Regions from separate parts of the Mus musculus genome. Here region 1 is linked to region 2. The links are chromatin loops, found by intact Hi-C in ENCODE. Cell type or tissue: gastrocnemius. All regions are shown on one strand. Links, peaks and the distances in the headings refer to the core of each region. The heading gives the core; the rest is flanking DNA. Region 1 holds the start of Mterf4 (mitochondrial transcription termination factor 4). Region 2 holds the start of Farp2 (FERM, RhoGEF and pleckstrin domain protein 2).

Region 1 (11,013 bases), core at 1,903-9,902, 210 kb before region 2:
GAGCTTGCCTCACATACCTGCCATAGTGAGAACTGTGTGTGTGGAGGGTAGGGGTGGGGGGAGGAATCTTGGAATGATTGCTTTTCTTTGTAAACACCCTCCTCTTTGCAGTCAGGTTCCAGGTAAGTCAAGAGCCGCCTCACCTTGGTGCTGATTCCTCACAAAATGCACCTCAGATCCAGCAGTATCTCTGCTTTAGACAGAAATGATACATCAGGTCCATTTACAACACACATTAGCTGTAGTCACAGTACTTTTGTGGGCCAGGTCTTTGAGCAGTTTCTCAGCTTTGGCATTGCTTTGTGGGCCTAATTATTCCTTATGCGGTGCAATGTACAATATTTTACAGCATCCCTGGCTCTGACCACAAGATCCTGAGGCCATGACACACACACACACACACACACACACACACACACACAAATCCCCAAAGATTGTCAGATGTCTGGAGGATTAAGGTCATCCTCACGTAAGCACTGGATTCAGTCTAAACACAAGGCCCACATTGGGTTTCGTGTGACTGTTAAATGTCACCAAATGGGGGAAAAATACTACCAAGCACTCCTGACTTTGATCCTATAACCAAAAAGCTTTCTGCATCACCCTGTGCAGTTTCCTGAGGAAGAGGCACAGACAACTTTCCAAGAGGCCTCAGTTCTCTGACCCTCTAAGCCTGAGCTCCACCAAATCAGGCCTCTCCTCCAGCTCACCTCATCCTAGTCCCAGTACATCACATGGCTCCACTGCACACACTCCACACTGCCCAGTGCTCCCCAGTGCTGGTCTCTGAGCAGCTCACTCTTAGCACAGTCTACAGAGCCAGAAAGATAGGAGGCCTTGAAGTGGCAACCAGCCAGGAACCAACATGAAGGCCAACTTGCCCAAGCAGGAAGGGTCAGCAACTGACAGAGAAGCATTTTGCTAGTCTGACAACCGTGTGACTAAAGGACATGTTACTAACGTAACCAACTGCCTCTCACTCTGCTGTACACTCAACACGTCAGAAGGCTGGGAAATGGTGTCAGATTTAGAAGCTGCCTATTGTGTGGGAAACCTGCTACTTGTTTTCATTAAATAAAGTGCTATGACATACTAACCCTCATGTTTCAATTTCATGACTTCATCTTTACTACTACCTGGACATACAAAGTACTCCTGAGCCGAAAGGCACCTCTCTCTCCACATGGTTTTGGAACTAGCACAACTTATTTTAACAGAGAAAAAGACTCCAACCTGGAAGGGTTGCACCCCCTGGATTTTGACAGCCGAGTCCTTTATTTAGGATGGAGTAGGGCCTCCCAAAGAACCCACAACAAAGCACCCCTCATTTGGTTTGGTTTATCTACCTGTATCTCCAGTGGATCATTACAGGTTGGTTTTTTCCCCCATCAAAATACCAGTGTTGGGATCAAAAGTGCTTGAGAAGATCCAGGTGAAGGTCCCCAGCACTTCGAGAATATGAGAATGACCTCTGACACCCCAGTGCTGTGTCACAGTAGCTCCTCCTCTTCCTCCTCTTCCTCTTCCTCCTCAGATGCATGGCTCTCAGACTCCTCCTCCTCCTCTTGATCCAAGAGTTTTTTAAAAACTTGAAACTCCTCGACAGAGGAACAGGCTGTCCTGGCCAAAAACTCAGCTTCAGAAACTCTGAGAATGTTCCTCAGTGAGGGATTAGGGATCTGTGTCTGCCCCTTCTTATCAGGGGTCTGGTACCGTCCAAGGCGCTCCAGGTAAATGTGTCTCTGCTTGATCTTGGTTATTGAATACTGTAAGAAATTCGTCCTGACTATGTCTAGATGTGTGAGTCCCATCCTGAAATATGCATACTGAAAGATACAAACATGTTCAGGAATCCATGTAGAGAAACCTGAAGCCTGTCATTCCAACTCAAAACAAACTTTAGTCCAAAGTCATTAGTTGCCTAATTAGAAATGGTAGAATAGCCACTGTAGTATAATACCAACACTTTTATGAAATCTCAAGTTTTCAAAGCATTTCCAAATTCAAGCTGAGAAAAATGCATCAGAAAACAAAGGGGCATACAGGGATATACTTTTCTTTAAATAGGGCAACAAAAATCATGAGTGTAGGAAAAATCAGACCCAAAGAAATCCTAAGATACCTAGGAACCTTTAAACACATGTGTGAGCATGCAGCTTGTTTTATCTGAGTATGTCCCAGCAGTGCTTCAGAGCTCAGAGGCCAGGCTAGCTGGCCCACAAGCCTCCAAGGACGCCCTGACTCTACCTCCCATCTCCCCACAGGGGTGCTGGGGCACTGGGCATCCAGCTTAGGTGGGTTCTGGGGATCTGGACTCAGGTCCTCATACCAGCTTTGTTTGCTTGTTTGGTTGGTTTTTAGAGACATGGTCTCTACATAGCCTTTGCTGTCCTGGAACTCACTGTGTAGACCATGCTGGCCTCAAACTCAGAGATCCGCCTGCCTCTGCCTCTGGAGTGCTAAGATTAAAGGAGTGCCCGCACTGCCATCACAGCTATGCACAAGTGCTTATGACCTATCTGTCACTAAACTTTTAGGGCAACTGTCACAATTTCTAAATCTCCTATACAAAAAGATGCCCCAAGGGTTGTAAAGTTTACCTACTTGGACCTGGAATGGGGCAGAGCTAAACAACAGGTTTGCTTTGGAGAGGAGAAAACTGAGGTGTTTTACTCAGAGGCTTCAGACCCTATTCAGCTTTAAAAACCTGAACACTCTGCCATCATCGGCCTAGTCACTTACTCTCACCTGGAATTTGTATTCTAGCTCGTTGGGGTCCTCCTGCAAAACAGTGGGGCATCTGTGCAGAACGTCTGTGATGTGCTGTGCCGTGAACAAGCACTTCTCCCTGAGGACCTTCACAACTCGGTCAATGTCCCGCTGATGCATGGTGAAAACCTCAGGGCAAACGGACAGCACCCGCTTCAGTTTCCCTGTAGAGTGTTAAGCAAAGCATGTAACTTTGGCATGTTCCCGAACGCCAAGGGCTAAACAACATTTAGGGGCTGGTAGATGAGTCAGTGGGTAAAGGCACCTGCCAGCAAACCTGAAACTTGAGTTCAATCCCCAAGACCCACATTGTGGCAGCAGACAATCAACTCTAGAAGTTGTCTTGTGGCACCCACATGGGGGCACAGCAGGATCCTCTCCCTCCACAGGACTGCCCATTCAGAGATCTACTTTCCATGAAGCACCACGCAAAGGACTCTTCACAGACCCAACAACCCTCCCTATGTCCCTGCCTTTTTCTAGTCTTCTATCTGAAGGCGGCAACTTCATACTCTAGGTCTCCTCTTGCTTGCCTAGCATAGAAAGCTTCCCGGGGATTCACTGGGGAATGTTAGAGGAGAGTGGTTTCCTGCACAGTGGGGCTCAGGCTGCTGCTTCTCTCTGTATAATCTAGACATTGTATAGAGACTAACAATCTCTAGACTTGAGAGTCTGAGCTCAATGAAGAGGCCTTTAGGAACAATGGTAGGAACAAGAATATCCAGAACACACAATTATAAGTAGTCTGAGCGTGACCATGTGTTATATCCAACTGTATTATTGTTTGTTTTGTAGGGTCTCCTTGGAAGGCCTGGAACCTGCAGAGCTCCATCCTCCTGACTATAGAGTTCAATTAAAAGAATGCACTACCACACCCAGCCTCCCCGTGTTTTACTGAGTTACATTAGTAACTGTATTCAGACAAATGATATAAGCAGGGCTTCATAAGTGAAGCAAATGGTCTTCTGATGAATAGTTGTGCCGATTTAAAAACTGGAAACTTAAAAGCCACTTAAGACTGTCAAGTAACTTTCCTAACAGCCTAGCTTCCCTGTGAAGAGGCGTTTCCAAAGAGTAAGCTTTATTTTCTCCTCTCAGGCTGTGCTTCACACACTGACTGAGCTTGGGCTTAGATCATGTTACAAGAGACAACGTGTCAAGGGGAACACAGTTATCTTTTTGCTTATCTTCTAGAGGAGGCATGCCGAGACACCAAACACAGTGGGCTCTAAGCCTCCCCACTTTGGGGGTGAAATCTTACCAGGAACAGTCAGTAATGAAATAAAAGCAGTCAAATGGGTAGAGTTCACTGGAGAGCCCCACCTCCCTTCTCCAGAAGGGTGACAGCTGTTGGAAGGTGGAGGGCACTCTAACAGCCTTCCAGGAACCGGGCACCATCAGCTCTGAAAGCTGTGTGTGGGATGTTTTTGCGGAGGTCACACATTTGCATACACATACATCACTACCATAGAGCAACACTAACCCACCAAAACCAGACTCCATGTCCCCATTGATCTGGAGCTAGAGATCTCAATGAACACACAGGAGGCTCACTTTGGCCTTGGTTCTCTCTTCTTGGGCTCCTCTATCCCACATCCCCCTTACAACGGCATCTGCAGAGAGCCCACTGCACATCTTCTTGAAGACACTGACCTCTCCTCAGCAAACTTTCCTACCTCACTTCCTCTGAGTAAGGTGTGTTTAGCCCACAGCACACATGCATCCCAGGGTATTGATGAATGCAGCCTAGCTCATTTGTAGGTGACAATTCCATGCCTTACTATCAAAAGGCTGGACATCCCTGCTAGGGTAAGCTATTTTCTCCCTAACTGACTCCTCTCCCTCTATAAAGTCTGCTGCATCTTATACCTTCTCCAAGGCCAAGCTTCCGAAGGTAACTGGAACGCCTCTTCATCTGCATGCTAGACAGTTTCAGCAACTGGGGATTTTTCTTCAAGGCATTAAATACAGGCTCTGGGTTCAACCCCAAGAGTAGGAGTTCTGAAACTATACCCAGCAACTGTTGAGGATGGACACTTGGCTGTATACTAAACAAGCTGTGAATGTGGGCTTCAGCAAAACCCATGTCCTGGAGGGAACGGATGACCTTTTCAGGCTCCAAGGACTCAGGATCCACACAAGGCTTCTGTTCCTCATGAAGACACTGAACAAGTCGTGTCCTGTTTTCTGGTTCCTGCATGTACTTTTGGGGTGTAATGCTGGAAAACTCTTGAAAGCTTCCTCTACCGGGCACTGTAGTCAGTTTGCAAGACAAAGAAGGGCTCATCTGTTTCTGTTCTCTGAGATGAGGGGTCTGCCTAACCAAACAGGCCCAGGAGAGGGCCAGTAGACGATGCCACTCAGGAACCTGTAAGGCAGAGCAAAAACAGAATCAGTCCCACCTCAGAATAATGACCACCACAAGATTACTGAGCCAGTAACCTTGAACCTCAGCTTGACCCTTGGCCCACAAAAGCTAACAGTTTTTGTAAACAATCTGTAAAATCTTCTCTGGGTCTAAAAAGTCTCCAAAGAATAAAAGTAGCATGCAAACGACCGCACTTACTGAAGATATTGAAGCATAAGCAATATCTACATACTGAAGATACAGGGCACGAGCAATAGTATTTGGTTGAAAATTCTGAACCTCAGACTAGCCACCAGACAGGTACACTACCTAATTTCATTCCAACAAAGGATAGTTTTGTTTTGTTTTTCAAGGATCCCTTCCATTAAAAGAAGAATATTTGGGGGAAGGAATCTGTCGATTTGTACACAGTAGCCCCAGGTGTTGGGACTAGCACATAACAAATTAAGCACAGAGCATCCGGTGCCCGCCAGAATGGTCTCAAACACCCCGCTCTTGCCGCTGGTGGTGGTCCAGGCCTCCCTAGCCATTAGGCAGCACACAGCCGAAACTCCGGAGAAGCCAGAAGCTATTCTGAGGGCCACACTGTCTGTGCACACGCCACCCGGGAGCGCTACTGCCACAAGGTGCCCAGACCGGAACACCAAGAACCAGCGTCAGCGCCTCCTGAACGTCCCGCCAACAGCCGCTGTGAGCCCGGGACCTAGGGCAACCTCACCTGCCTTCCCAGCGAAGCCATGGAGACCAAGCGAAGAACAACTGTGAGACCGGAAGAGGCGGTCCTTCCTGGCTCACAACGTCCGGCCTCCGATCTGTGTCCGCCGAACTCCCGGGGTGTGGCGTTCTTTCGTTCCGCAGCCAAGCCCTTGATCCCAGATGCTCGTGCCCAGCACCTGCAGCTTGCAGGTGCAGCTCCCTTTAGTTGGGCATACTCGGTTGCATGGTCTCTGCCAGGAACAAGCAACACTACCTGGGTTTTAAAACTGCTCTTCAGAGTACAGGTGAAACCAAACTACCCCGAAGCGCACACCGTCGTTTTCTGTTGTGAAACTACTTTTACTGGGGCCGGGGGAGGAGGGGAGAATATGACAAAAAACAATCACCTGTGTTAAAGATAGTACAAGGCCAAATAAGATAACGCTGTGATTGTGGAATTAGGATCCTGCAGACCAAAACCAAATTATCATGGATTATTCTTAGCCTTTTTGAAATCCATTCATCGTCCACCTGTCTAACTTAACAGCTTTGTGACAATGAATACCTTTAAAATATATTCCTAGACCAACAATGGTTTTCACCAATCCAAAAGCCAATAGCATCACTAAATAATATCTAAAACTGAGTTAAGTGTTTTCCTAGTTTTGCCTTATCCTTCCTATCTGTGGTCCCCACCAATGTGTCTGGTAAATGCCTTGATTTATGGCTTTATTCTCTAGCTAGTAATATCTCACCTAACTTCATCCATGGTGGAGAATCTTTTGGAAAAACCAAATTTGTGTTCCTGGGCTCATCTTTGAGGTAAGTAGGTTTGTTTGTTTGTTTGTTTGTTTGTTTTTTAACTTTATCTGCATTTATTTTATGCTGAATTTATTCACGTGCCATGAGTTTTTGTTTCTTGTTTCTTCTGGGATATCCTTTTCTTCTGTGCAACCTCCTCTTCTGGCTTTAGAATGATCTGTTCCCTCTCAGTGAGGATCATCTCAATGTGGCAGGGGGAGCTCATGTATGGGTTAATCCGGCCATGAGCTCTGTAGGTTCGTCGGCGCATCTTAGGTGCCTTGTTCACCTGGATGTGTTCAATGACAAGAGAATCTAAATCTAAGCCCTTAAGTTCAGCGTTACTCTCTGCATTTTTAAGCATGTGCAGCAAAAATTCAGCACTCTTTTTTGACCACCGACCAGCCGCATTGTTTGGCCTGGGCGCACCTACTGACTCCACCATTATAACACCGGAATGGCACACATTGCTTCTTTAAAGTGATGTCCTTCAGATACTTGGTGGCTTTGCAGATATGCATACCCTTGATGGCCTGGGCAGATTCCCGGGTGTTCTTAAAGTGAACACGAAGGTTTGAACCTCTTGATTTGCATGATTTTGGGGGGTTTTTCTGGGTCAAGAGAGTAGCGAAACATCTTGGCAGATGACCTCTGGCTGCTTACAGGAAGAGAGGAGGTAAGTAGTTTGTGATGGACACTGTAATACAGCAATAAGTTCTCAGGACAGCCCAAACTCTCCCTGAAATGGTTATGTACAGATCTAGACCCAGATAAAAGTATTTGGTAAGTTCTGTTGTTTACAGACTTGTGTTTAGTCAGCAAGATGGCTCAGGAATTCAGACACTGACCACACCAGCTTGGTGACCTGAGTTTGATTCTAGGGACCCATGCAAAAGTGAAGACACAAACCCACTCCACCGAGCTGTCCTTTGAGACAGACAGACAGACAGACAGACAGACACACACACACACACACACACGAAGGTGTCTGCTATTTTTAAAAAACAGAATATGGCCCAAGTAATGAAATTACAGGGAAAATGACAATAGCCCTCCCAGCCCAGAGGTCTGGCTTCACTTATGGATGGAGCACCAGAAGCTTCCAAACCAACCTCTATGCACTGAATTTGCATCTTAGACATGAAGGTGTCTTAGTCAGGGTTTCTATTCCTGCACAAACATCATGACCAAGAGACAAGTTGGGGAGGAAAGGGTTTAGTCAGCTTACACTTCCACATTGCTGTTCATCACCAAAGGAAGTCAGGACTGGAACTCAAGCAGGTCAGGAAGCAGGAGCTGATGCAGAGGCCATGGAGGGATGTCACTTACTGGCTTGCTTCCCCTGGCTTATTCAGCTTGCTTTCTTAGAGAACCAAGGACTACCAGCCCAGGGATGGTATCACCTACAAGGGGCCCTCCCCCATTGATCACTAATTGAGAAAATGCCTTGCAGCTGGATCTCATGGAGGCATTTCCTCAACTGAGGTTCCTTTCTCTGTAATAACTCCAGCCTGTGTCAAGTTGACACACAAAACCAGCTAGTACAGAAGGGGAGGGAAGAAAACAAAGAAGCTGTGTTCTAACAGCTGCCTAGATTCCACCACTTCTAAGCCATACCTATTTCTTGCCGGCCTATTGGCTGCTCCAGAGAAAAAGGATCTGGCTATTGCATCAATAAACACATAACTGCTTTGTGCTAGGCAATGATCTAGTGCTGAAGTGCTTAAACATCTTTTGACAGAAAGATTCTATCTATAGAGGACAAGAAAGTTGTAATCTGTATAAAACTAAAGAATTACTTTTGTCTTAATTTTCTTCCTAAATAAATATTATTTAAGCCTTTACACCTAAAGCCTAAGGAAACTCTGCCACTCCAACTTTTTGAGAACAATCTAGGAACCTGAACAAGTCAGCCAGCTCTGAAGCAGTGGTAGCTAAGACACAGGGTACTGTGAAAATCTGGCGGCATCTTCAGTCCTCACCAAATTTCATTCTTAAATCAGACTTGAAATTCCACGGGAAAAATTATAGCTGCTGCCTCACAACTTTAGTCTCAAGGCTTTATCTTTGGTTTTGTTCTTCTGCAAAGAACACTCATAAGGCATCGGACTGTAAAACCAAAAGCTTTAATGATTTTCTTTTCTTTTCTTTTCTTTTTTTCTTTTTGGTTTTTTGAGACAGGGTTTCTCTGTATAGCCCTGGCTGTCCTAATGATTTTTTTTTCTAATATAGAAATGGTTCTTGGAAAGCTGGATTTTGTATCTTCAACCGGCTATACTCCTGTCTGGGGGAAAGAACAATTCTGCAATATCTTGTGTTTTATGTGTAATAAAGACTATAAGGGAAAATGTTTGTTTCATTCTTGGAAACAAAGTCATCTGAAATCAAAAGCTAAAATGTCACTAACTTCTGAATGTCACTAACTTCTGGGAACTGGGTCCTAGAAACCGTCACAGACACTGGTAGGGTTGAAGCTCTTCAACTAGACATAAAGGTATAGTTAGAGCCCGTCACATTAGACAAAGTAGAGCTGAGCCAGTCACAGGATGTCTGAAAGTACTAGCAGGGCATTATGGATTAACAGATGACTAACAAGCCTGAACCCCCAGACCAAACTAGGACAGATTTCTTTTTAGCTATAGTAAATAGGGTACAGAAATGGAAAACAAAAGTCAGGCAGTGGTGACACACGCCTTTGATCCCAGCATTTGGGAGGCAGAGGCAGGCAGATTTCTGAGTTCGAGGCCAGCCTGGTCTACAAAGTGAGTTCCAGGACGGCCAAGGCTACACAGAGAAACCCTGTCTCGAAAAAACAAACAAACAAACAACAACAACAAAAAGAAATAGAAAACCAAGTTTATCTCATATAGTCCTGGCCAGTTTAACTGTTAACTAAGTAGCTTTAATTTGGAAAATTTTTAAGAAAATAAATAAATATTCTGGCCATTTTTGTCTGGCCACTTCTATAGACTCCATACATCTGTCACATGTCACATGTACCAAGTCAGTGGGAAAGAAACCTACACACAAAACCAGGAAGAACTGGGCATGGTGACACACACCATCAGTCCTAATGCTTGGGAGGCAAGCGCAGGCAGATCTGTCAGTTTAAGGTCTACCTGGTCTACATAGTTGAGTTCCAGGCCAGCCAAAGTTACATGGTGAGATCCTGTCTCAAAAACTTACAAGCAAAAACAAACAACAAAAATAGAGAACTTAAACACTCCTTGTGTCTTTCTGAGGCTTACAACTTAAAGCCCTTTAATAGTACAGTATAACTGAACATTAGAATGATTTTCAAGGTTATAAAAAAACATGAATTACAAGTCTATATCATAAACCTAAGAAAACTAGCATCGCAGGCTCTTGTAGCATTTGCATAGGAATCTAGAAGCAGAAGTCATCCCAATCCTTCACAACTTCCTTTCTCCAGGTAGAAAGCCCTGAAATCCATACAACTGCCCAAACCAAAGAGCAGGAGAGCTTGCTCAGCTGACTGGCAAAGAGGGGTCCTTAAGATGCAAGCAGTGCTGGTCACCACGAGTCTCCCTGGGAGCAGGAGGCCCACAGAGACCCTCTCTCTGAGCCATTTCACTTGGACTCCTACTCCCAATCTCCAGACTTGCAGCTGACAGCAGGCCACTTTCTGAAAGATGAAGATAATACATTGCATATTAGCAAACAAATTCTAAAAAAAAAATGTTTAGGACAACAGAATGGAGAGGCAGTGGCTTCTGAACCCCCAGTGGTGATATTCTTGAAGTATAGAGTCTGCTAAGATGCTAGTGAAGGGGTGCTAATCTCCAGTCTGGTTCCCCAGGGGCTCTGACTTGGGGCTAGGAAGCCTTGTCTGAAGAGGCATGTCCTGTGTGGAGCCCCATAGCATCATGTTCAGCATCTGTACCCTTATCCCTCTTTGGACCAGACAACTGACTCTCCAAACTGTTGCCTTCCCACCCCTCCTAGCCAGGGCTATTATAAGCACTTGTCCTCCCTCTAAGGGTCTCTGCATAATCAAGCCCTATTTTTCAGGCCAGCCACAAACTCTTGACACATGGATTTAGGACAGAAGGAGTCTCAACTAGGATGGATGATCACCTCCCCACCCCAAACAAAGACAGTAAGAAAAGGAGGGGAAGAGGAAGGGAGACTCAGACTTCTCACCTGGCTGGTTGGTCCTACACACCTCTTCCCAAGTATAGCTAGCAAGGTTCACAGGCTGTGTCACCCAGGGGTCCCTGATCAGCTTCTCCAAAGTGGTCCGCTGCTCAGGGCAAGGCTGCAGCAGTCCAGACAGAAGACTCATAAGTTCTAGGGACATAAAGAACACAGGAGGATCCAGGCCGAAGTCAAATGGAACACATCTCAGACCTATAGAT
Region 2 (11,013 bases), core at 933-8,932:
AGTGTTGGAAACTCTTTAATATTGGAAACATCTTTAAAAAGAACTTTCTTAATTTATTAAAGTCTTCTGCAGATGAAAAAAAATAGTAAAGGTGCCAGAAAGAGGAACCAGTGCCATTAGATAAGGGCCACCTAGGTGTAGACCTCTAGGCCTCTCAGGCAACCGTGCTGTGACCATTGAAAATTGGCGTGTCACTCAGATTTGTGATCTGATGTAATTCTGAGCACTGTTTTACAGTATCTGTCAGTTTCCACAAACCTCATAAAGGCATCTTGATTTAGTTCAGTTTATGCCCTTTGTTCTGCAGAGGGAGGATTGCCAGTGCTGTAAGAAACAAATGCATCACTTCCATTTAAATTGTTTTGTTTTTACTTTCCAGGAAACACTTTGGATAAGAAAGACTTCCTGATAAGTGCTACAGCATCAAGGTTCTTAGCCCTGTGGAAGGAAGGGCACCCATCCACAATGAAGCACCTGTGTCTGAGGATTTCAGTTGGTTGTTTTTTGTTTTTTGTTTGGTTGGGGTTTTTTTTTTTTTTTTTTTTTCTTTTTTAACATTTGGTGGTTTTTGTTTTTACTCTTTTTTTCTTTTCCTTCTTTTTCTGCCCTCAACCCCCCAACTCCTTTGGTATGAAGTACTTTTAACATTTATATTTCATTGTTACACTTTAAATTTTGTAAGGAAAACTCTGATATTTTATTCCTCCTGAACCACTAATGTTAGAATTTATTTCTAAGAATCAGTCAACATGTATACTCTTAATAGTGAATTTCTATGATATAGCTGGCCTGACTAATCACTGACAAGTACTCTTTGATTTCTATCTAGACATTTTTATGCTCAGAATGTTCCTGTGTGGTGGACATTGATGTACCTGTGACAGAAGTGGTTGTGCATACTTGGTGGCAAATTATTTGCTTACTAGAATTGAAGTCACATTGTTAACTTTATATTTGTACAGAACACCTAAAACCAATTTTGCTGCTGTAGTTCATTCGGCTTATTCATCTGCACAATTATCTGTTAACCAGGTAGAACAGAAGAGAGTTATCTAATGAGATACATGTTTATACTTAAATAGCTTTTAAAAAGCAGGATTTCAGGGTTGAATTTTAAGAGCTCTGGATTCTAGTGCCAGATCATTTTCAAACCTCTGTAGAGAAAGCTCACTACAAGGACTTTTTATACTGTGGATGCTGATTATGCTATGCTGTGGAGAGAACCAAAGCAGCTATGAGCTCCAGCTTCATATTGTAACAAGACTCTTTATAAGGAAGAGTCAGTAAACTTTTTACTCAACTAAAAAGGCAATACTTTTTTAAAGAAACCAAAATGTTTATATTTTATACTGCACTTTAATGTACTTTCTATAACTAGGTGCAAAAGGTCATAGCAGTGGAAATCATAGTCCTTGGCTGGCATGGATCCAACCCCAGGCTTGTGATTGGGTGGTGCTCTTGAACAAAAGGCCACTTGAAGCCCAGATGCCTGCCAGGTTTTCGTCTAACTCTTCCCCTTTTCAGTGATCCTTCTATTGAAAGGAAAATAGCAGTGCTGGGTTTTTTATGTGCAGACTGTCTCATCTGTTTCCAGGCACTGTCATTTTCTTCAGTGTGTGTAGTATAAATGTCTTCACACCATGAACGAAAGGCTTTTCAGATCTGTGCCCCAAGCAGGCAAGCAGAGTCCTGCCTGGTTTATATTCTGGCACTTCCCTCTTCTACCCTGTCTTCTAATGTCAGGCAGTGACCTTAGAAGGGAAGGGGCAGGTGAAGGAGGCAGTGGTGTGGAGAAGCAAAGCAGGTGCTAACTGTGTGCTTTCATTTGCTGCAGGAGGAAGGACTTGATTGATGATGAGGCAGGGATTTACGTTTAATTCAGTCCAAAACTCAGTAGTACTAATAAGATGAAGCTTAAGCATGGTTGTTTATAAATTTAATGAGGAAAAATACATTTGCTCGCTTTGCCTCTTCACATTGCATCACTGTGAGTGATCAGGGAAGTTCATTGTGTGAAGTTCCTATCAAGAAAAGCGTCAATGACTTTAGAGTACCCATGCAGTCCTTTGTTTGGCTTATTTTGACATTAAGTTTGTTGGAGAAAAATTTAAAAACAAAAAAATGAAAGAATTCCCAAGTATTCGGTGTGAGTCCCATGTTTTTGAGTTAAGGTGCTACTTCGGGTCAGCTGACATCTAATATTGGCAGTGTGGATTGTGAGGTCTTGCAGCCACAATTCTAACCCCCTTCAGTTTTACTGCTTTTGCTAACAGATACTTGCTCTTTCACTAAGAAGTAACTTGTACTTGTAGAAATGTATTTTGAAAACATTTCACACTTCAACTTTGTATCCATTTAAATTAACCTTTTTCAATAAAGCACTATTGTTTAGATATTAAATGAGTAGTCCTCTTTTTGAGTAAAGTATGCGGGCCATTGTGAAGATTCAAGACCCCTATTACAACTGTATATCAGAGCAAGATGTTACTTGTATTAATAGCAGGCGTGCTGCGTATATTTTCATCAGAGATAACCCAGATACTCCAAAAGAAATCCTATAGCTGTACAGGTTATCAGATTGTCTGCAGACTACTTGATAAAATGGACAGTAAGACTTCATAGGTAAATTTACTAATTAGAAAATGAAGCAACAACTGTTAAACATAGTGGGAAGTAAAAGTGATCCAAATATATTTCTAATTCTCCATATTTGTAAGAAGAGAGATGAATTAGGAAAACAGTCTTAATTTTTAAAATGTTTGTTTATGTATTGGTTGGAGTTTTTTTTGTGTTTGAGGCAGACTCACTTTTGTAGCCTGGCTAACCTGGAACTCTTTATGTAAATCAGGTTGGTCTCCAACTCAAAGAAATCTACTATCTCTCTCTTTGCCTCTGGAGTGCTGAGATTAAAGATGTATACCACCATGCTCAGATTTTTACGTTTTTCTACCTTTTTATTGTATGTGTATGAGTATTTTGCCTGCCTGCATGTCTTTGTACCATGTGTATGCCTGTCACCCAAGGAGGCTAGAAGAGGAGGGTGTCAGGTCCCCTGGAACTGGACTTAGAGACCGTTGTGAGCAGCCATGTGGGTGCCAGGAACTGGATTTGTGTGTTGTGGAAGAGCAGCCCTTAACAGCTAAATCATCTCCCCAGCCCAGGAAAGTGACTTTAAAAATCTGAATTTGCTCTGGTGAGATGCCTTAGTGGCTAAGAGTACTTGCCTCATAACGTGATCAAACCTGAGTTTGATCTCAGGACTCATAAAGGGAGCAGAGCCACATAACCCCAAACTTTATCCTAATCTGGGTGGATGATCAATCTCTTCGGCCTGGCCTCACTCCGGTTTGTCAGCATGACCCCTGGATTGACCACCCAGTACTATCGGAGTCTTTCTCATCCTCTTGCTCTCTAAGCAGCGTACTGACACTAGGAAATGAGGCTCCTGCTCTCTAAATCACTAGGTTGCTCATGTCAAACCTCATTCTTGCCTTGTCCAGTCCAGCTCCTTTTCTTTTTTTTTTTTTTTTTGGTTTTTCAAGACAGGGTTTCTCTGTATAGCCCTGGCTGTCCTGGAACTCACTTTGTAGACCAGGCTGGCCTCCAACTCAGAAATCCGCCTGCCTCTGCCTCCCAAGTGCTGGGATTAAAGGCGTGCGACACCACCCGGCCCAGTTCCTTTTCTTAATGATGGACATCACAGTCAGTGGCTATGGCAGTGGCTGGTTACAAATAAGGGATAGCCAAGGTGGTGGAGGAAGTTGGGAAGCCTACTAAAATTGCAGACCCAGTCAGCCTGAGCTTCTAGGTTGCCTTGGAGAAGCAGAGAGCCCCCCCACCCACCCACCCTCCAGTGGGCTGAGGCCCTCCCTGCTTATCTTAAGGACTTATTGCCAAAGGCTAGAGTTCTATATGAATCGCTTGGGGGCCTGTGTGGATTTATTTAGCCTAGACTGGTTCAAAGGGCTGGCTCCCTGCAGGCCCATTCGCTTAACCAATGGAAGAAGAAAGTGAGTTTGCTGCAAGTCTGAAGTGGAAGGACCAGAATCCAGTCTCACCATTTTTCATTTCCAGAAAGCCTCAAATCCAGAAAGGAACCGCGAGGGCTTCGAGGACTCTTAGCGTAGCCTGCACCTCAAAAGCGTCCCTTTAGGAACAGCTGGTGCCTAAAGACCACGGTTCCACTATTCCCTGGTTGGGCACCACGGATGGAAGGTAGGAAAGAGCCTAGTAGTCAGGGAGGCCTGAATGCCAGAATAGTCCCGCGAGCTTGAAGTCCAAGGCCCCACCCAGAATCGGGGCTGCCCTGCTTGCCAAAGCCAGGCTGTAGGCTGAGACCCGCCCCTGTGCCAAAAGTCCCGCCCAGGGCCACCCGCATTCCAGAGTCCAGGTCTGGGGTAGTCCTCCCGTTGTTCCAAAGCTGCGTCCAAGATAGAATCCTCCCGTCGCCTTGTCAAAGCGAAGACTAAGACGGAGAACTCGCGGGTTTCCTAAGTCCCACCCAGCACAGAGTCCTCAGGTCCTAAAGCCCCTCCCAGGGCCGAGGACACGCACAGCCCGCCGAAGCCCTGTTGCACCCGCGGAGAAGCTGCACAGCTTTGCTTCTGACTTTATGGGGCTCCCTCGCCCCGCCCTGTCCCATGTGATCACCAATCAGAGCTAGGTGCTGCGCTCGCAGGCGCCGGTCGGGAGGACCCGCCCGCAGGCCAATCGGTGGTGCGTCCGCGGGGGGGCGGGGCTGCGGCGGACGCGCGGCGGGGGCGGGGAAGCAGCTAGCTGTCGGGATCGGGCGGCGCGGGCGCAGGACGTGGAGGAGGCCTGGCTGGCGGCGGCGCAGGCCGGTGTGGCACGGTGAGGACGCGGCGGCCGTGGGCGGGGGAGGGGAGCGAGCCGCGCAGGGGCGCTGGGTTGGGCATGGGCTTCCTTCGTTGGCCGGACCTCAGCGGAACCCGAGCCGGACCAGGCCTGAGGCTGGCCGTCCACCAGAGAAAGTCCACGCCCGGCTCTGAGGCCTTCGTGAGGCGCGCCAGAGTCCGCGTTTGACAACACACGTCTGTGGACGGCCTGTCGGTGGAGGGCGAAGGGAGGGAGAGTCTCGGGTCCAGTCTGGATGTCCGCTGAGGACTGGCTGGAGAGTTGCTTTTGTAGATGGGCAGTCTGGGGAGGGCTGAGAGCTGCAGAGTTCCAAGGAGCCAGGCTGTCAGCAGAGTACTGAGGACAGGAACAGCACACGTGGAGACCAGCTGTCGAGGAAGGGGGGTGATCAGAGTCTCAGCATCTCTCGTGGACACTGAGTGTCCCGTGATGGGTTAAGGGCCACAAGAATGTCCTGCTGAAGACCGCCCCCACCCCCAGGCCAGTGCTCTACAAAGCACCTTGGGAAGCAGCACCCGGAGCCACAAATGAAAGCCCAGAAGGGCATTCTTTTTTCTTCTCGGCCTTTCCTTCAGAACTGAGACTCGGATATTCTTACTCTGCTAAGATCTAGAAACAGTACTGGCCCACTGCCTTTTACTCATCCGAGATTATAAGCACCTTTGCCATTTACACACGTGGCAGTGATTTCTTAAACTCTTTCATGTCCCAGTAATGGTGATGAAAAATTGAAATGAAAACAAGGCATTCGTGAAGGAAATAATGTCGATACACCGTGCTGAGAAAGAATGGAGAGCCTTAAGATTCCGGACAGAATCTTTAAAGGGGTGGCCTTTCTCCCTAGCTTTGTTCTGTTTCCATGAGGTGTTTTTGACTGGGCCACTGTGAAAATATTTGGTAATTAGTGGGTAGCACCGAATTAGAGTCGGTCTTGTGGAGACGGCATTATGATCAGCAGCACAGATTCTCACAGTGTTAGCAAGATGGAAAGGTCATTTGAAATGGGGAGGTATGAAGTAACCTTTACTTGTAGGCCAAATAAAAGTTTTGTGAGTTTCGGGACGTGGGAAGGCATTTGTGAAGCGCTTTGTGGCTGTTTCGTTGTCAGTTCTAAAGTTTTCATATATCCCTGTCCCCCACCGTTTTTTGTTGAGACAGTTTCCATAGCCCGGGCTGGCCTCCAACCCGTCATCCTCCTTTGTCAGCCACCTGAGGGCTGAGTGTAGGTGGAGCACAGGGGTGCGCCATGGCTTCCTATGCATAGCCCCGTTTTAAATAAAGCACGGGAAGACCTTGCCCGGTGGGGTTGTGGATGACTCTCTGGGATACCGCAACCATGTAAACCTCTGCTTCTCCGGTGTCCTTGCCCTGCCACATTGTAGAGATGGTGATTATCGAGTTAGGTTCCTTCCTACAGATTCCTTTACAGAGAGGACTCAGGTGTATCTCTCATTTGCCCCGCCTCAGGTTCCTCATCCATAGAGTGGGTTTAGAATGTATTTACCTCAGACGCTTGTTGCCATGACTAAGAATCAGTTTTTCAAAGCCGCTAAGATGCCCTGCATCCAGTAAGTACTTCATTAACTGTTACTGACAAGTGAAAGGGCGACCTGAGTCAGTGGCAGCGCAGGCTAGCCCTGGGTATTTGTAAGAAGAGCTAGAGACTTGGTGATTCCACAGAGTTATCCCACTTGAAAAGGGGTAGGGTCCAGGGAGGAGCATTGCCTAAGCAGAGATGAATCCATGGGTAATTCTGCAGGACGCCATTATGTCTGTTTGTCAGTTTCCTCCTTTCCAAACACCCCTGCTTCTAGTCACATGAACCCCTTCTGTATTCAGACATTAACAGATTTCTCTAAATTCTGCCAATCATTTTGGTTACATTCATAGTTTCCTTTTCCTTGCTTTCCCTTCATGAACTCTGTACATACCCTGCCTTGCTCGGTGTGCAGCCAGAACACACTGAAAATCTGGGTGACTCTAGTCTGTTCTCTAAGGTCCATATACAGTCCTTTGGCTCTGTGTATCTGTTGAGGTGAGGGTTTTACTTTACCAACCAGAGTTGAAAAGCTGAGGCTCCCATAGAACGTAGTGCGATGAAGTCTGGTGTTATAATTTACTCAGGAGTGTTTATGTGGGTGATGATTGTGCTCTATTTTTGGAAAGCAACTGCCAGTATGTGATATTTTGATTTTTGAAATTCCACTTAAAAAAAAATCTGATAGGCAAACCTTGTATCGATCAGGTGGTTAAGTAAACCTCTTGGCTAGTAAACATTCGTTGGTACGCTCATTCCTGTCCCTCCTCACAGCATCATTTGAACCATTTCGGTCCTGGGAAATAGGCTGTAAGTAGTTTTTAAAAAAAGATTTATTTATTTTATTTATATGAGTACACTGTCACTGTCTTCAGCCACACCAGAAGAGGGCATCAGATCCCATTACAGATGGTTGTGAGCCACCATGTGGTTGCTGGGAATTGAACTCAGGACCTCTAGAAGAGCAGTCAGTGCTCTTAACCGCTGAACCATAGTCTTTTAAGCTTAACAGTGAAATGGTGTGCACATAAAAATTAAAGTATTAAAAAGTATGCCTGAGGACATGGACAGAGTTGTGAGGGCAGGATGGTGGAAGTGATTTTGTTTTAGATTTGTAGGATTATTTCTCTCTAAGCCTGGTATTTTAGTTTATTGCTACCTTTAAAAACCTGAGAATGGTTAAAGCTTGCTGCCAAGCCTGGCGACCTGCATCAGATCCAGGGACACTCATGGTAGAAGGAAAGAAACTATTCCCCAAAGTTGTGTTCTGACCTCTCTGTGTGAATACTGTCAAACATATGTGCACACACATACACAAATAAATGTAATTAAAAACCTCAGGGAAAGGGCATTCTAATGTGACTGGATACAATGATGAGCCCTGCTGTGGCTCATCTCACCTCCCCAGCCCATTCTCGTCACATCCCAAAATAAACTTCATAATGCCCCACCCCCTAGCTTGTATGGACTTTCATCTAGTTGAACTACTAGACCCCTGACAGCCCAACCCCAGGCAGCTTCCTCTTCTCTCCTGTGTTGTCTTGAACTATCTGTACTCTGCCTTTCTGCACAGGTAATGTGCCCACATTACGTGATTGGGACAGGGTCTGGCCGTGTAGCCTTGGCTGTCTTGGAACTCATAGATCACATTCCTCTTTCTCAGGAGTGCCACTATGCCCTACCCCATCTCTTGCTTCCTGTGAGACCCCATCCCACTGAGTCTGAGAGGCCACTGCAGTGATTTTTTTTCCCCTCTCTGTGACTGAGGTGGACAAGTGGTCATGTGTGCTTACATAATTGTTTCCTTTTCTTGAATACACTCCTCTGTGCGAACATCACAGAATCAGGGTGGAGTTAAGGCCATCTGCAGAGGTGAGGAACTGCTAAGTCATTCGCCTCTATGAACTGGAATTCCTTGAGCTATAAGTGTGGGAGCCCTGCCACCTGTCACAGGTAGTTTCGAGCGATAAATGACACAGTGTAAAGCAAAGGGCTTGGTCTGGGCCTCCTGGCAGTGGTGGTTACATGGAGCAGGGCAGGGGCTACTGCTCTGTGTGTGAGGATTGATTAGGCTTTTTTGGTTAGGCTTTTCCATTCATCCCAACTGCTCTTTCATCTGCGGAATTCCTCTGCTAGCCTCACTTTGTCTGTAATATTTACCACCATCTAACATCCCCACTGGAATATAGGGACTTTTCTCCCTTGGTAGGTCCTATATCCTTAAGCACTTAAGAGTTTCTATTTTATCAGAATAGGTGATCAATAAATGTTTGAATACAATAATGAAGTTTTGTGGAGGGGGGCAAAGTCTGATGTCAGGTACTGTGTGGAGCCTGAAGCATATATAATTAGAAAAGTGTAGGCGGCTCACGACACCTATAACCCCATCTCTAGAGGAATGAGACACCTTTGGTCCTGTGGGCACCTGCCCTCAAAATGCACATGCCCCCACACACAATTTAAGATAACAAATATAAATCTTTGAAAAGAAATCAGGTTGCAAGTAAAAATTTATTAGTAAACATGTGTCTAGTATCAGAAAAAGCACGAAGCTAGGAATGTAGCTGAGTTGGTTTCCTAGCATACACAAAGCCCTGAGCTGGATCCTTGGGGCCACTTGAACCTGACAGACTGCCACATCCCTGTAATCTCAGGAGACAGTGGTAGAAACAGGAACACCAGAAGTCAACGCCATCAAACACAGCCTGGGATACATGAGACCCTGTTTGGGAAAAAAGGAAGGAAACATGTGATGTAATATTACCTTGCATGTAATTCTTTTTTCTTAGCTATGTATTTTTAATTTCCTTTTCATGGCAGTGAGAAGATAGAATTTGTTCATTCCTCTAGAATAGCTGATGCATTTTTATTGATAGGATACATAATTTTTACATATAGGCACATATCTAATAGTCCATATCTAAAGAGCTTTGTGTCCCCAGGGTAAGGGGGAATGGACAGATTTTTATTCTGTTTTGTGTATTAATTACATTTAATAAGGAAGAAAATACACTTCTAAGGCATATTTACAGTTGTAGTTTTATATTATCACCCTGTTTTTCTGATAGGTAAGGTCTTGCACTTTTCTTCTTTTTTTTTCTAGTATAGAATAGAGTTTATTCAGGGCATGGGGAGGGGAGTTAAGAGGGTAGCAGAGGCAGAGAAAGGCAGAGAGAAGGAGAGAGTAGAGAAATGGGGGCTGGCCATGGCCACCACATACCAGTGGACCCTCAGATAACAGTAGACCCTCAGATAACAGTAGACCCTCAGATACCAGTGGACTCTTAGATAGCAGTGGACCCTCAGCTAGCAGTGGACCCTCTTGGGCTGCCTTAGGACCTTGTTACATAGCACTAGGGCAACACGGTGTATGAACAGCATTCTAGGAGTGCATTTCAATGTACTCGAGACTGTAGGAAACTTAAATGTACTTCCACCCTAATAGCTCCCAGATGCGCCAACTGCTCCTCCAAGTTCCCTTCTCAGGAGAGAATGGCACAGGCAAAGTTACACTGGACAGCGGAGCAGTCATAAGTGATTACAGTCAGAATTACTTTTTGGTAAGTTTTACAGAAACATATGACCATGGGAACATTTTGCTTGGGGCCTTACCAGTACCAGGCCCGTGTGAGAGACCTAGAAAACTAAGTCAAACTAGTTTTCTTTTTTATCATCAAATTGCTTTGATTGGGCATTTTTCCACCCCATGCTTGATGCCAAATAAACTAGTAGGGTTTGGAGTGAAGGTCCTAAATGCATTTTCATTGGCCAGTGGGAATTTGTTTGGGAAGGAGGAAGTGATGTTGGAAATGAATTTATAAGACTTTACTAAATACTTTGTCTACTTCTATAAAAGTTGCAGGTTTCTTTTCTGTAGTTGTTATTATGGAGAGCAGTGGAAAGCAGACCACAATATCTGAATAACAAATCAATCTCAGTGTTAAAGGTATTTATTTATTTATTTATTTTAGTTTTTTTGAGACAGGGTTTTTCTGTGACGCCCTGGCTGTCCTGAACTCACTCTGTGAGTTGGTCTTGGTTGGTCTTGAACACAAGGATCCACAGGCCTCTGCCCCCCAGGCGCTGAGAGTAAAGCCATGTACCACCACACCCAACTAAGAGTATTAATTGAACTGTTTTAGAAAAACAGAACAAGAACAACTATAACTCTTAGACAAGAGACAACAGTTGTTCTTTCTCTGGAAGGTTGGCAACTATCAGTAGAAACTTGAAGGCCATTACAGATGTTTTCAGGAAGGTATGTGGTTTCAAAGGTAGCATACTTCCATCAGTGCAAACAGCTGGGAAAGAAGAGAGAAGGGAAGGGGTGGGTGAGGGAGGATCTGTATCAGGGGGTATTAGGAGGAGGGGGGCAGATATTGGGATGTAAAGTGAATAAATAAATCAGTGAAAAAATAGAGAGAATTAGTGCTTTATCCTCTCCCAGTAAGTGCCACTATAAGTGTTTGGGGTTGTTTGTAAGGTAGGATGGGTTCATTTTGGTTCATGGTTTAAAATGCGTGATGGCGGAACTTAGTTTCTGGGAGTTGTAGAATGCACACTTCATCCTGGCCTTCCCACTCCCCACTTATTGGGTGGAG

What was found. A loop is a pair of places that touch in the nucleus more often than their neighbours do. Peaks named below come from ENCODE experiments on the same cell type or tissue, not always from the same donor. Only the 100,000 strongest peaks of a DNase experiment are listed, where the experiment ranks them.
Region 1: it touches region 2 in a loop (2.2-fold over the local background); 2 of 42 quality-filtered maps call a loop at or near these places.

The regions. Positions count from the first base shown.
Region 1 is chr1:93,299,970-93,310,982 of GRCm38, forward strand. It overlaps Mterf4 (mitochondrial transcription termination factor 4), which reads right to left and starts at 5,910. Exons shown (of 4, transcript NM_178051.4): 1 at 5,856-5,910; 2 at 4,639-5,137; 3 at 2,749-2,933; 4 at 1,236-1,826. The coding sequence starts at 5,876. The coding sequence ends at 1,491. Pask (PAS domain containing serine/threonine kinase) reads right to left here. Exons shown (of 18, transcript NM_080850.2): 17 at 10,799-10,945; 18 at 9,468-10,280. The coding sequence ends at 10,123. Gm28535 (predicted gene 28535) reads left to right here and starts at 5,995. Exons shown (of 3, transcript NR_151531.1): 1 at 5,995-6,138; 2 at 6,574-6,655. It also overlaps a transcript of Sned1 not described here and the pseudogene Gm7867. In gastrocnemius, for the core only: no CTCF peak of the experiment used is centred there; a DNase peak (open chromatin) is centred at 5,946; H3K4me3 peaks cover 1,755 bases; H3K27ac peaks cover 1,148 bases.
Region 2 is chr1:93,507,334-93,518,346 of GRCm38, forward strand. Septin2 (septin 2) reads left to right here. Exons shown (of 13, transcript NM_010891.2): 13 at 380-2,400. It overlaps Farp2 (FERM, RhoGEF and pleckstrin domain protein 2), which reads left to right and starts at 4,771. Exons shown (of 27, transcript NM_145519.2): 1 at 4,771-4,851. In gastrocnemius, for the core only: no CTCF peak of the experiment used is centred there; a DNase peak (open chromatin) is centred at 4,717; H3K4me3 peaks cover 2,406 bases; H3K27ac peaks cover 2,181 bases.